Linked DNA regions of Homo sapiens: regions 1, 2, 3 and 5 are each linked to region 4. The links are chromatin contacts, found by Hi-C or POLR2A ChIA-PET in ENCODE. All regions are on one chromosome and are shown on one strand. Each heading gives the region's core, a stretch centred on a gene start or an enhancer-like site at or near the end of the contact. The rest is flanking DNA. Distances are from core to core; before and after follow the strand shown.

What was found. Hi-C counts contacts between places; a loop is a spot of excess contacts on that map. ChIA-PET counts read pairs that join two places held with the same protein, here RNA polymerase II (POLR2A). Pooled maps may share reads with other maps.
Region 1: a loop to region 4 is called in a pooled map, with 37 times the contacts of the local background. The contact joins the promoter of HPS5 here to the promoter of E2F8 in region 4. A Hi-C loop is called at or near these places in 5 of 37 single-sample maps with no recorded cell type and 11 of 50 pooled maps.
Region 2: a loop to region 4 is called in a pooled map, with 29 times the contacts of the local background. The contact joins the promoter of LDHA here to the promoter of E2F8 in region 4. A Hi-C loop is called at or near these places in 7 of 37 single-sample maps with no recorded cell type and 14 of 50 pooled maps.
Region 3: a loop to region 4 is called in a map of naive thymus-derived CD4-positive, alpha-beta T cell, with 29 times the contacts of the local background. The contact joins the promoter of SPTY2D1 here to the promoter of E2F8 in region 4. A Hi-C loop is called at or near these places in 1 of 168 maps with a recorded cell type or tissue (naive thymus-derived CD4-positive, alpha-beta T cell), 5 of 37 single-sample maps with no recorded cell type and 10 of 50 pooled maps.
Region 5: a map of OCI-LY7 shows a loop between it and region 4 (8-fold over the local background). The contact joins the promoter of TSG101 here to the promoter of E2F8 in region 4. A Hi-C loop is called at or near these places in 1 of 168 maps with a recorded cell type or tissue (OCI-LY7), 1 of 37 single-sample maps with no recorded cell type and 10 of 50 pooled maps. POLR2A ChIA-PET finds 5 or more read pairs at or near these places in 1 of 52 experiments (OCI-LY7).

Annotation. Positions count from the first base shown.
Region 1 is chr11:18,320,796-18,323,495 of GRCh38, reverse strand. It overlaps HPS5 (HPS5 biogenesis of lysosomal organelles complex 2 subunit 2), which reads left to right and starts at 1,356. Exons shown (of 23, transcript NM_181507.2): 1 at 1,356-1,550. GTF2H1 (general transcription factor IIH subunit 1) reads right to left here and starts at 929. Exons shown (of 15, transcript NM_005316.4): 1 at 756-929. RefSeq lists enhancers at 952-1,371, 1,382-1,681, 572-1,771, 909-1,858.
Region 2 is chr11:18,393,187-18,395,886 of GRCh38, reverse strand. LDHA (lactate dehydrogenase A) reads right to left here and starts at 1,324. Exons shown (of 8, transcript NM_005566.4): 1 at 1,251-1,324. RefSeq lists a silencer at 419-468 and enhancers at 1,229-1,318, 699-1,364, 1,629-1,718, 1,365-2,029.
Region 3 is chr11:18,632,953-18,635,652 of GRCh38, reverse strand. SPTY2D1 (SPT2 chromatin protein domain containing 1) reads left to right here and starts at 1,311. Exons shown (of 6, transcript NM_194285.3): 1 at 1,311-1,455. The coding sequence starts at 1,396. LOC105376578 (a long non-coding RNA gene) reads right to left here and starts at 1,304. Exons shown (of 2, transcript XR_931097.3): 1 at 692-1,304. RefSeq lists an enhancer at 821-1,090 and a silencer at 2,147-2,326.
Region 4 is chr11:19,239,692-19,242,391 of GRCh38, reverse strand. It overlaps E2F8 (E2F transcription factor 8), which reads left to right and starts at 1,447. Exons shown (of 13, transcript NM_024680.4): 1 at 1,447-1,844; 2 at 2,162-2,285. The coding sequence starts at 2,271. All of the region lies in intron 1 of CSRP3-AS1 (CSRP3 and E2F8 antisense RNA 1), which reads right to left. RefSeq lists enhancers at 1-242, 448-557 and a silencer at 678-1,377.
Region 5 is chr11:18,525,534-18,528,233 of GRCh38, reverse strand. It overlaps TSG101 (tumor susceptibility 101), which reads left to right and starts at 1,292. Exons shown (of 10, transcript NM_006292.4): 1 at 1,292-1,459. The coding sequence starts at 1,418. RefSeq lists an enhancer at 1,023-1,132.

The DNA of each region.
Region 1 (2,700 bases), core at 107-2,606, 920 kb after region 4:
CCATTTTACTGATGCTAAAATTGGAGTTTAGGAGTCATTTGGGGCCAGGCACTGTAGCATAATTCTGGCGCTTTGGGAGGTCTAGGCAGGAGAATCGCTTGAGCCCAGGAATTCGAGGTTACAGTGAGCTATTATCACGCCACTGCATTCCAGCCAGGACGACAGAACAAGACTCTGTCTCTTAAAAAAAAATAAGAAAAGTCACCTCCTTATTTAATTTGGCCTTTGAGAACACTGGGGGATTTACAAAATAATTACATATATCCAGGTACTCATGGTCTATTTTTCATCATTACACGACAATCAAATGACCAAAACTAGGAGTGTGTGGACTGGCACGTGTTAAGGTTTTTAAGAGAGGTAAGATTGACAGGTGGAAGCAAAAGGTGTGCAGACAACAAGGTGACAGCTTTTCTCTTACAGAATCCCAGACTCAACAGCACATTTCCTGACGGGAAGGGCTTCTCTGTCTGGGAGAGGCCTCCACTTCATTCTCATAAGCCAAATCTGATCCTGGCTTTGGGTAAACCTGCTCTCAATTTAAGAGCAGGTTTCCTTTAGACAAGTAGATTAGGGGTCGCCTCTTCCTCGCCTCGGGATAAGGGCAAACAAGACGCCAGGCTTGGGCGTTGGGAGGACGGCGACAGCGACGCTGGGAACAGGGGTAGAATCCACGCCGTCCAGCGGCCCCCAGGCCTGTCAGCTCCTCACCCGCCCACCCACCCGCCCGCCTGCATTCTTCGGTCTAAACTTACCAGGTGGAAGCTACAACTCTAGACAGGAAGTAACTAACTGGGTTGGATCCGGTCGAGTTCCGCTGCGCTTCTTAGAGCCGCTGCTGGGAAGAGGCCGAAACCCAGTGGCCGCAGCAGTAGCCACCGCCTCTGTTACTAGGGGGTCTCGCCTCCATCGCTGGCTGCGAGGAGTCTGAGGGCACGTGACCGGAAGTAGCAAGGCGGGCCCTGGGCACGTGACTCAAGAGCGCGGCCGCCATGACACCTTCCGCTAGTTCCCTCCCTCCCCCACGGGTTCCCGCCTGTTTCGTTTCCTCTCTCCGGTCTCGAGCGGCGAAGGGTCCTGGGATCCTGGCTGGCCCAACCATTTGGCCTAGAGCTCCTCCGGTTCCAGTCGGCGCCGTGTCTCCAGCCCGCAACGGCCCTGCGGTCGCAGGCCGTAGAGAGCGTAATCGCGACCGCGGCCTGAGGGGGAGGGACCACGCGGAAGGAGGGGCGTGACTCGTCACGTGATGAGGAAGTGCCGTTAGTAGCGTTGTTTCCAGTCTGCGGCTCTCCTGGATGACGTCAGCAAGGAAGGGGAGGAACGCGAGGGGAGACTGAAGTTCACGTTCCGCTCTTAGTGCGCGGTGAGTTCCCCGGCGCTAAGCCGGGAGACAAGATCCGATCTACTGAGAGCTGCGAGGTACTGCCCTGGATGTGGTGGAGCTGGGCTGGGACCTCCGGGCTGCTGGTCTGTGAGCCTGGCTTTGAAAATTGGTTACTGGGTCTCCTCTCAAGAAATCTCAAGATATTAAAGTTACTGCTGTTAAAAAGGTAGTAGTTCCACTAGGCAAGGAGCTTTTTGTGGGTAGGGATTGTGTTTTGTTCATCCCTGTGTCTCTAGCGGTGTGTTCAGGTCCTGGAACATAGTAGGCACTCAGAATGTTGAATGAATGAATGTATAAATGAGTCAGTCGCCATTTGTCTGAGGCAGAGAGTTGTTTTCTGATCATTTCTTCTTGGATAGAAAGATCCCATTGTGAAAATGAGGCAGTCTGCAACTTCCCCTTCTCATTTCTTCAATTTTTGCTATCTTTCTTACTTCTTTCTCCTCTTCCTCCACGCACCTACTGGGGCAAAAGAGAAACATGTTTGCATTTGATGTGTGAGCAACAAACACTGAACTATTTTACGATAATGGAAAGATGAGATTTGGATTCAGGAGACGCGTATTCTAATCTCAGCTCTACCATTTATGAACTCTGTGATCCTTGGGCAAGCCAGTCTCCCAAAAGTTGTTTCATTTACTTTGGTTAAGCATTTGTCGCCAACTTCTATGTTCTTAGTTTTTGGTAGAGTGCCTTCACAGAAGTAACATTTAAACTCAGCTTTGCAGAAAGGTAGGGTTTTGGTAAATGGGGGAAGATTCCATAAACATCATATATTAAACCATGGAGGCACAGCAAGTTTATGGAATGAAAAAGAAAAAAAGAGTCGAGTCCAATGTAGTTGGAGAATAGAGAGGTTAAGATGGGAAATAAGGCTGGAAAAAGAAGCAGGGAGGAGATAACAGATTTTCAAGAAATAGAGCTGTTGAAGGCTTGTACAATATTATGTATATATTTTTTAAATTTTATTGTGGAAAATTTCAAACGCAGACAAAAGTAGGATAATAAATTGAACCCTCATGTACACTTAACGCAACTTGAACAATTATCAGCATTCTGCTGTTCCTCTTTATACTGTTTGTACATTTCTAGGTACTTTTTATATCCATTGTTGCATTTGATTAATAGCAGCTTTCAATTTGAGCTCAGTTCTACTGTATGTAGCTACTGGCTAAGAAGATTTTATTTATGTAAACAATTTCTTTGGGTTTTAGTTGACCACTTGCTCTGTTGAATCAATGTGTAACATGGCCACTTAAACACAACTAATACTGTTTTTAGGTTGTAATATAGAAACTTAGTGTCTAGATCCAGGA
Region 2 (2,700 bases), core at 75-2,574, 850 kb after region 4:
GTTGCAAAGGCCTGTCAGGCCCAGTATGAAGAAATAGTTTCAGTACAGGGAGTGTAGAAATAGCTGCAGAAGGCCTGAGGCCTGCAGCCCTAGAGTTAATAGCTACTTGGTGGAACCCTCGAATTCTTTCCACCTTGTTAATCCAACCCTGCACTGCATTCGCTGGAGGAAATATCACAGGCTGCATCCCCAAAGTATCACGTCTAGTTTTGACACCACTCCAAAGGGCAAAAATCCGAGAGGACCTCTAGGCAGGCAGTCAGCCCAGAGTCACCAAGCTGGAGCCGGGTCTCTCCTTACAAATCACTGCTATTTCTAGACAGCCTTGTAAGGTTTCTAGCCTGGCAGGGGGAAGGGAGTTCCTGCGGACACCTGCTAGCTTCACTGAACGGCCCCGGGATCCAATGCTACCTTTAATGTAGGGGCGGAGGTGGGAGGGCATGGGATGAGGGAAGGGTGCGTCTAGAGGCGAGAGACATGCAAAAACGAGTTCTACACCTCACCTCTGCCTCCTACTCACTGGGAACTTAGAGATCCCTGACTGTCTCCTAGCTTTCGGTCTCCCTATTTGTTAAAAGGAGGAGTTGGTACCGGCGGATCCTACTCAACTGACCGTCTGAGGTGCGGAAGGGCTGGGATGCTGCCTGCTTCATCTTTGCATGCGCCGTGCCTAGCGCAGCCCGAGATACACCAGTAGCTTCTTAATAAATGCGCAAAGGGCTCCCTATAATCTGCAGGCAGCAGCTGCCCTCACGGAGCCCACCTCTCGAGCGTCCCAAGAGAAAAATGCAAGCCGCGTGGTACTCAGCCGCTTTCCGTCTTTCAAGAACCCGCCCCGGACAAGCTGAGGCTTTTTTGGCTCTATGGGCTCCGAGAACTGGACCTCGAGTTTTGCACCGCCCGCCGATTTCGAGCCCAGAGGTATCCCCCACCCTTAAGGCCTATCATATCCTTGTTCCGCATCCACCCGGGCTTTCGACCCCTGCTTGGGTGCGGCCACCTCCTCGGTTCCCCAGCGTGGCCAGAAGCCATGGTTCCCGCTTAGAGCAAAAGCAGAGCGCGGCGAGCTCCGAACACATGCGTTGTGTGGGCCGCCGCCCAGACGTCTCTGGGCTGTGCTTCTGGAAAGCGGCTCCTACACCTCCCGGGAGCAGGAATCCCTTCGCGAGCAGCGGAGGCCAGCAGAACCAGAGGCAGTTGGCTCTACCCGCCCATCCCTCTGGCGCCGTGCGCGCAGGGCCCTACCGTACCGGGAATGCACGTCGGGCGGTCGTCGGGGGCGCGTGGCAATGAGATCCGGAATCGGCGGCAGCGGCTGCAGCACTCTGAGCTGGGCGCGGGAGGGGCCTTAAGTGGAACAGCTATGCTGACGTCAGCGGGGGGGGCCGGCGGACGTGCGGGAACCCACGTGTGAGTCGGGCTGGGGGTGGATGCCGAGCCAGGCGGGGCACTGGAGAGGCCCGGGTGGCGCGCGCAGCCAGACAACCGACCGGCAGACTGCTCCACGTGCGCTGGGAGTCTAAGTAAGGTGCTGCCCTCCAACCACAGAAGCCGGGGTCGGAGCCATGAGCCTGAGTCAGGACGACCTTCAGTTTCCTCATCCATGAAACCTGGGGAGGTTACTCTCAGGAAGGCTTGGATCTGTTTCTTCTTCATCCCTGTTTCTCAGTGTCCAGAACAGCTTCTGGCACGTAATAGGCACTCCACAAATATTTGTTGAACGAAAGGAAGAAAATGCCTAGCAGTCAGTCAGTCTGTTCTTACCTAAGTCGAGTGACCTCCAAAACTCGACGCTGCTTTTCCCTCTGCTGCTAAGCCTACCAGCTCCCACTCACAGTGAAGCCTTGGCCTCTCAGGCCTTGCAGGGTGACTCAGTTCAAATGTACATTTTATTCTGCACTTTCTACTGCCCACCCCACTGGCATCTCATCTCGAGTCTCAACCATACCCAAGAACTGTCAGTGGCTTGTTTTTTTGGTTTTGGTTTTTTGTTTGTTTATTTGTTTTTTGGTATTTTTCGAGACAGGGTCTCACTCTGTCACCCAGGCTGGAGGGCAGTGGCGTGATCATGGCTTCCTGCAGCCTCGACCTTCTGGCTCAAGCGATCCTCCCACCTCGGCTCCCCGAAGTGACTGGGACTACAAGCGCGCCCACTTGCCCTGCGATTTTTTTTTTAATTATTAATTTTTTTTTTTTTGAAACGGAGTCGCTCTGTCGCCCAGGCTGGAGTGCAGTGGGCTGATCTCGGCTCACTGCAACCTCCGCCTCCCGGGTTCAAGCGAATCTCCTGCCTCAGCCTCCTGAGAAGATGGGATTACAGCCAGGCGCCACCACGCCCGGCTAATTTTTGTAATTTTTAGTAGAGACGGGGTTTCACCATGTTGGTCAGGCTGATCTCAAACTCCTGGCCTCAAGTGATCTGGCCGCCTCGGCCTCACAAAGAGCTGGGATTACAGGCGTGAGCCACCGTGCCCAGCTCAATTTTTTGTTTTCTTATCATACTTACCTCTGGGCCTGTATTCTTGCTGATTCCATTGCCTAGCCCGCCCTCCTCCATCTCTTCTTTAATTTGTACCAATACTTCCCCACTGTGGGGTATATTATGAAATATATTTGGTAAGCCCTTGAGTATGCCAAAATTTCCTGAATTTTCTGATAGGAATGTCTTTTGTTATTTATAAAGAGCCTTTTTCCCTGACT
Region 3 (2,700 bases), core at 62-2,561, 610 kb after region 4:
CGGAGTCTCGCTCTGTCGCCCAGGCTGGAGTGCAGTGGCGGGATCTCGGCTCACTGCAAGCTCCGCCTCCCGGGTTCACGCCATTCTCCTGCCTCAGCCTCCCAAGTAGCTGGGACTACAGGCGCCCGCCACTACGCCCGGCTAATTTTTTGTATTTTTAGTAGAGACGGGGTTTCACCGTTTTAGCCGGGATGGTCTCGATCTCCTGACCTCGTGATCCGCCCGCCTCGGCCTCCCAAAGTGCTGGGATTACAGGCGTGAGCCACCGCGCTCGGCCTGTCTAGCATGTTTTAACAGCTTGACATATTTACATACTGTATCATTCTCACCCGTCTTAAGTGTACGATTTTTAGTACATGTATAGTGCAACCATCCCCACAATCCAGTTTGGAGGCATTTCCATCCCACCGAAAAGATCCCGAGTACCTGTTTGCTATCAATCCCCTGGCGGGTTCCCACTTGCAGACCCAGGTTTGCCTAATTATTTTCAGTGTTTTTGCTAAGTCGAAATGACCTTACAGATCCAAGATAACTCTCCAAAAGAAGTCAGGACTAGGATCCCAATGAATATGAATATGAAGCATATGTTCATCAGTACACCAAAGTTATGTCAAGGCTGGGTCTGTATGTGAAATTCCTTAATCCATTGCCTGAGCAAAAACACAGGTTGGCTGCTCCACATAAAACTTACTTTCTAAACGGGGCAAAAGAAGTAAGCGCGTGCCCCCATCCCCGGCACGCGTGCATCTGAGTAGGAGGTAAGCGCACGGCATGTGGCCGAATTTGATGAGTAATGGGCATCCAAGACAGGACCACGGCGCTGCTGTGTGCGCCTGCGCAGCTTCGCGAGCGCCTAGACACAAGTAGCCCAAACCCCGGCTCGAGATCCGTCTGTTCAGCTGTTGTGGCGCCGCCGTTTTGGATCTAAGCGCCTACCCGTGACACCCAGAGAACCCAGGCCTGGCAAGTAAACCCTCTACCCCCTCACTTTCTCTACCCAGCGCTCACAAGGAGCAACAAGATGACAAGACCGCGCGCCCGGGCCACCAGGGAAGCCGCTCTCTCGCTTAGCCACACCCCCTTGGTTGCTAAAATGCCTAGTCCCTGCCCCTCGGGTCGACGCCAGCAGCCACGTATCACGTTTGTACGTGTCTCGGCCTAAAAGCGGAAGTTACGCAGGGACTCGCGAGCGCTGTGGCGGCCCTGAAAGGATATAGGCCGTGGAGGGAAGGGGGCGGGCAGACGGCATAGGAAGGCGCCGGAAGTGGTCCCGCAGAGGCGGGGTGGGAGTGGGGCTCCCGAGGCAGTGCAGTTGGCTGTAGCTGGGCGCCTCGGTTAGGTGCGCTGTCAGTCCTTTCCGAGTGCCTGGCCCAGTCTCTCCCGCCTCGGCCCAACATGGACTTCAGAGAAATTCTCATGATAGCTTCCAAGGGACAAGGTGTCAACAATGTGCCGGTAAGTAGCAGCTGGGGCATCAATGTAGGGGACCCTAGTCTTCCAAGTTCGGAATGTGTGTGGCCCATGGAACTTCTGGGCAGCCGCCTATCGGCTCCGGGAGAGGAAAGACCCGGACGCCTTATTTCCTTTTCTTGGGTTTATACTCTTGGGAACTCGGGAGAAAAGAGCTTGGGACGAGACGCGGGAGCCTTCCTGTGAATGGGTTTCGCCGGCTTATTTACCCCTGCAACAGGGACTTTGCGGTTTGGGTGTTGTAGCTAGAATTGCGTGAAAGCCGTGAGTGAGCTGTGCCTGGCACGCTGTGGATTCTAGCGCTGGTAGTTTTTGGCTTCCACATAAACTTCAGCCTAGAGATTGGGAAGGAAATATGTATGTAAGGGAGTTAGGGGGTTTGGGGTCCTTGGCTTGATAGCTTTTTGGCTGGCTTCTCATCGATCTTCAAGTCAAACGTTTAGCGATTTCTTGAAAGAATTCTCTGACTCGGCCCCACCCACTCAGCCACCGAGGTGATTAAATTATCACCTCCCAGGGGATAGGTATCATCTTTTGGGAAGAGAAGTTTAGCAGATTCCACGAAATCCTTGGCCAACAGAATAGGTGAGCTAGTTTCAGCTTCTGTTTACTTGTAGCCTTCCAGATTTCAGTCTTTGTTTAAAATCTAGGTCCCATTTGGTCAGTAGATGTTTGTCAGTTCGCTTACAGTCGCAAGAGCGGTGTAAGACTTAAATGGTAAAGTGGTGGAGAGCGCCTGGTTTCTGGGGGTTATGGCTGTTTTGCATAAGCTAATCATTTCCAGATTTTCAGATGGTACCCACAGCACAGCTGTAAACCGATAAGTTGCATGGTGATGCCTGCGGTTTGAGCAGTGAGGTATAGAACTAAAACGGCTCTCAAAGTCAATTCAGCTAGAATTTATTGAGCTCCGACGAAGTGCTCTGCATTTCCTAGATATTCGTATATTGCAATATTCGTTTTTTTCTCTTCTGCAGCTTTTTTTTGTCTTCTGAGGCTAGTTCATTCTTTTATCCCTTTGAAAATATTGATCTGAAAAAGGTCTATATTTATGTTTATAAATATATGTATATATACACACACACAGCCATCCCTTATCCCAAGAACTCTGAATAACCATTCCTCTAAGCCGTGAGTCATAAGCTTTGCATGTTGAAGGTATAGACTCAAACCTTTGAAACCCAGATCAACAGATTTACTTTCTAGAAGCATCTGTAAATTTTCCAGATG
Region 4 (2,700 bases), core at 198-2,697:
CGAGGCAGCGCCGCCGCCCCGGGCCTCGGTGTCCCGTTCTGCAAAGTGAGGACGAAGGATCGAAGTGTCTCCCCGACCCTGCTAGGGCTCTACAGGGAACCAGGCTAAAGCTGCCTGAGGCTCGGAGACCGGAAAAAGAGGGAAAGACAACAGGGAAGAGAAAGGGAGGAGTGGGTGGGAGACCCTGAGGAAAGACGGCGAGGACAGGGTTGGAGGGTTTTCCGCCTTCCTCCTCTTCCTCCTACACCTGAGTTCTCACCGCTGGGCCAAGGCCCAGAGCCCACGGAGCTTAGGCACCAGTAGCCAAGCTTCTCCCTCCTCGCGCCAGTTTCTGCGAGGCACGGGGCAGACGGTGGGCAGCACAATCATGCATGCCAGGGGTGCAAGGGGGAGAGGTCCGGCTGGAGTCCGAGGGCAGGTGAGCCGGCCTGGGGCTGGGCAGGGGTGAGATAGCCCCAAGCGGGGAATCGCAGGGCGCCTGCGGCCCAGCCCGCGAGCCCCGGACGGGCCAAATTTTATTCCCCAACTTTGAGCAAGGGGAGGGGGTGTATGCAAAAAAAAAAAAAAAGGAAAAAAAAGTTGCTGAACTTTTCCCCCAACTCTGCCGTAGAGGCGGGAGTGGAGGGCGGTGCCTGCACCGATTCGCCGGCGGCTACGGTCGGGAGGCTCGGATTGGCGCTCGGGGGCCGGGGCCGGGGCGAGCGGGCGTGGGGGAGGGGAGCGGCCCTCCCCGCCCGCGGTATCGGCTCGCGCCGGGAGCGGGTTAATTTCAAATCGGGGGCTTGGCTGCTCCTGGACGGTCACGCTCCCTCTGCCCGCCAGCCGGCCCGCCAGTCCCGGTCCCGGCGTCTCTCTCCGGCACCCACCTCGGCGCTGCGGAAAGACTGACTGCCAGGTACGCGGGCTCCCGGGCCTGAGAGGGGCAGCGGTGCTGACGAGTCCCGGCTCAGCCCCCGCCGGCTCCCGCCGTGAGGTGGACTGACAGGTCAGCGGGACGCAGAGGGGCGCGGCGCCCGGGCGACACGGCACCGGGAGAGGGCTCGGGAGGGTGGCGGCGGCGGCGGCGGCGGCCGTTTCCCGCCTCCCGCTTCGCCGGGGGCCGTGAGGGAGGAGCTGAGCTCCCGCGCAGAGGGGCGGGGGCGAACGAGGGGGAGGGGCGGGGTTGCCGTGGTTCCGGGCGCGGGTTTGCCCGCGCTCAGGCCCCGCGCAGCTAAGGGGAGGCGCCGGCCACGGTCCGACTTTCCGCGCCAAATTTTTAAATCGAAGGCGGAAGGTCCGGCCCCGCCCCTGGCGCCGTCGGCCAATCGCAGGCCCGCTTCCGGCCCTCTGATTGGTCGGGAATTGTTGTCCTGGAAACCACGATGATGCTGTCCGGGAACTGTCGGGACTGCGGCGGGCGGACAGGGCCTGGGGGAGGGGCCTTTGGCCGAAAGTTGGGGGAAGTGCACTGAGCGAGTGGCGGCCGGGGGACAGTACCTGCTTGCCTTATTGGGCAAATACAGCCTTCCAAGGTGGAGTCTAACGCCGTGGTGTGAACTGGCCACCCGAACAGGGAGTAAATAGTGCTTTGTATCTTTAAGGAAGCCCTTTTTTAAATTTAAAAAAAAAGTCTTAATTATAAGACTCTTTAAATGCCCAACTGCATACTTGGAGCTTTGGGACTGAATTTGGAACTTTCCTGTCAAGCGACCTCCCACGACTTTACTGCTGAGCCTGTGCACGTGTGTGTAAGGGGAGAAATCCAGGCATCTAGATGCAGACTTGTACCCAGTTACTTGGGGTCGCGTGCGCTCAGCTGGGACCTGGGCTCGTGCGCTTAGTCCGGAGCCCTGATCTGCGAACAGGTGGGTGCTTCCTAAAGTATTCGCTGGGGTCCGGAGAATGGCTCGCCTTTTCTACAGATGGGAGAGGGCTGTCACTAGAAATTCCGTGGGTTGCTTGAAGTCTTAGGACCGCCGATCCGTTTGCTGAAGGAATTTACTGGCATTTGTTGGCGTTCTCCGCTCAGTGGGGCGATCTCTGGTCGAGAATAAAATGTAAATCTAGTTTGTCATTTTTCGTTAGGCTTTGTTTCCGTAGCCTCTTGTCCGTGAAGGAATTTTCAACAGATCTTTTGGTTCTTGTTTTTCTCTAACTTTTTCTATTTCCTTTTTTCTTTAAGGATATTAAAACTTTTAGTACAATTGATTGGACTACTTGAACCATCGGGATTTGGGGAGGAACTCCAGATTTTTCATTTTTAAACTCTAAATGTATGAGGAATTTACAGAATGGAGAACGAAAAGGTACTTTATAACTTCAGTATTCATCATTGCAATTTTAAATTCAGTATCATCCTGATTTAACTCCATAATTTTTCCCTATCCAATGTGTTTTCTTAATGCCACAACCTTGGTTAGCCTCTGTAAAGACCTGGAAAAAATGAACCTTATCTTATAGTTTCAAAAATATATAGTTTAAAATATATACTAATTTAATTAATATAGTTTAAAAAATGAAAATTATCTTAAAAAGAAATTCAGTCTCCAATCATGTCAAATGCCCTTTCTGAATTCCAGTTGTTCAAGAATCCTCAGAAATGTTGTAATGAAACTAACAAATTTTATTATTCTTAAAAATACCTTTTCTCTCTTTATGTCTGAGACAGCTACCAAATCATTAAAAACTAGAAAGAGTGTAAAGGGGCAAACCTACCCCTCT
Region 5 (2,700 bases), core at 43-2,542, 710 kb after region 4:
GACTCCTGGTTAAGCCGTGGCTTTAAGAACAGTTTGAAAACCTTCTTGCTTTTAAAAGACATAAAACAGCAAGTAAAATGGAAGGACAGACAGACCTCTAGTTTGGTTTGACTGGAGCTGTATGCTTAACTAAGGAGCTGAAAAACAGAGGCGGAGGTTGCAGTGAGCCGAGATGGTGCTACTGCACTCCAGCCTGGGCGATGGAGTGAGAGTGACTCAAAAAAAAAAAAAAAAGAAAAAGAAAAAGAAAAACAATACCTATTAATAGCCTTTATTTGTGCGTGTTAGCAACAGTTTATAATGATGCTTCCACATGCTTTCAGTTAGGCCCTCCTTGTGAATGTGACCTTCACTTAGACGCCAACTTTGAAGGGAATCAATACTACGGCCTTGTTCTCATTAGGGCTGTACTAAAATAATTGAAACTGTCACACATCATCAAACTCAAAATTTTACAATACCTTGAATGACACTGTGCTTACAAAACTGACGGTGATGTGTAATGATGACTAATGTAAGTCACCATGAAGAATTTTTATGGGAAGTAAAAATTCAATTAAGATGGAAGTACCTACCCTTGCATTGTGCAAGGCAATGAAGATCTGAAGGAAGCCTGCCTTCAAGGGCTTGGATTTTGACAGCGGACAGGTACACAAATACAGCACCAGGTAAAATACGGCCTGTATTATCATTTATGGGTGGGTACAGAGGAGAAATTCTGACTTACGGAATGATTTCCTGGAGAAGAAATTACTATCTGGCTTCTTGTGAAACAAAGGCTCTACACTTTACCCTTGCCAACGTATAGTATGAAGGTCTTTAAGCTTAAAAAAAATCATTAATTAGAGGACCACTGGGCATCATCTAAGGCAAGTGTATGACTTTAGAGTCGGGAGAAATTTGCGCCTGAGCTAGAAATGCACTAGCCTACCATTATCACAAGAGCAAGTCAGTGACAGAACAGTTCTCTGACCGCCAGTGCAGTGCCCTCCCACTTGATCAATCAGTCATTAAGGCTCACTGGCAAGCCCTTCGTACTTCTTCCCTCTCCGGCACTAGCTTCCTTAAGTCGACTCTGTGAAATACCTGCTAATCTTATCCTGAACCAGAGTTTCGACCCTCGGAACAGTCTTGCCCACATCTTTGGGACCCGATTCGTCCTGCTGATTCCGGCACTCGAGGGGCGGGTTGGTTGGAACCCACCCCACCAGGCCCCTCTCAATCCCACACGGTGTCCACCCTTGCCCGCAGGACGGCGGCCCGGAAGTGACGTAGTGGAAGCGGAAGTGGTGTAGTGGTGCCGACTTCCTGTTGTTTGAGGCCGGGTTGGGGGTGTGCGATTGTGTGGGACGGTCTGGGGCAGCCCAGCAGCGGCTGACCCTCTGCCTGCGGGGAAGGGAGTCGCCAGGCGGCCGTCATGGCGGTGTCGGAGAGCCAGCTCAAGAAAATGGTGTCCAAGGTGAGGCTGCGACGCGCTCGCCTCCCAGGGCGCGCCCACCGCTCCCTTCCGCGCCCTGTCGAGTCCGTCCCGGCCCAGCCAAGCAAGCTTCCCAGACGGGCCGGAAGCCCCGGTGCAGTCCTTAGCGACCTCCTCAGAACCCCGCCCCGAGGCGCCTGTCGCCTGGTGCGGGAATCCCCGTACGGGAGCTGGGAGGGTGGGGGACGGCGACAGTCAACAAAGGCGTGGAGCGGAGGCTACCTGACACCTGCCGCCCACCCGCCCTCCTCTCTTCCACTGAGTTTGGAGCTGTCTGTGGGGCAGTGTAGTTTTTCGTTTGTTTTTATAAACACAAACAAGGGATCATACTTAGTTGTAGATCTGAGGCAATCCTCTACTCCTGTCCCAATCTAGGGATCCTCCAGTCTTAGCCTTTCTTTTGCCGACCCGCAGAGAGTGTGGCCTTTTCAGTTTTGTATTCTCCAGAAAAGAAGCGAAAATACCAGTCCCTTACTGCCCCAGGTGAAATACATACCATTACCATTTCAGGGATTTTCTAAGAGTAACTACTTTTAAGTGTATGCTTCTTATAACGCGTATTTATTTGCTTTGAGCTTAATTTATGATCTTCACGGCTCAAGACTAGTGTTTTTTTTTTCAATTTTTAAAAAAGCAGTTAAGCATTTTGTATTTTAAAGCCATGATTTATTTATATAATTACTTCAAACGTGGCACCTCACACCAGAGTGGAATGGCTTTTGTTATGTTTTGTTGTAATTTTCCAAAACTATGTAAAATGATTGAGAGTTGAGTCTTGACCAGTTCAACGTGTTAGCTTGGGATAGTTTTGTCAAAGCAAGAATGGTAGCAATCAGCGGTTTAAGCGGTTTCAATTTTTAATAAAACACACTATTATGTGTAAAACTTTTTTAAAAACAGACTTTTTCCAGTTAAATCGCCCCCATAGTTCTTGATTGAAGACCAAATAATCTCTAAGGAGAAAATGACAGCTTTCAAAATAAAGCATATATTGGTTGTGTAATCGTATATTTTAGGCTTCTTGGTTTTGTTTTGATAAACTTGTTATCCTTAGTTATAGAAGACATATGGGAAGCCATAGAAGATTGTGACCCAGGTAAAGATCCATGTTGTAACTTTTATATATCACTTTTTGAAAAAAACGGTATATTGTTTTACATAGTATGTAACTGAAGAGTATCTGTTCCATGACTCTTTTTTTTTTTTTTTTTTTTTTAGAGTCT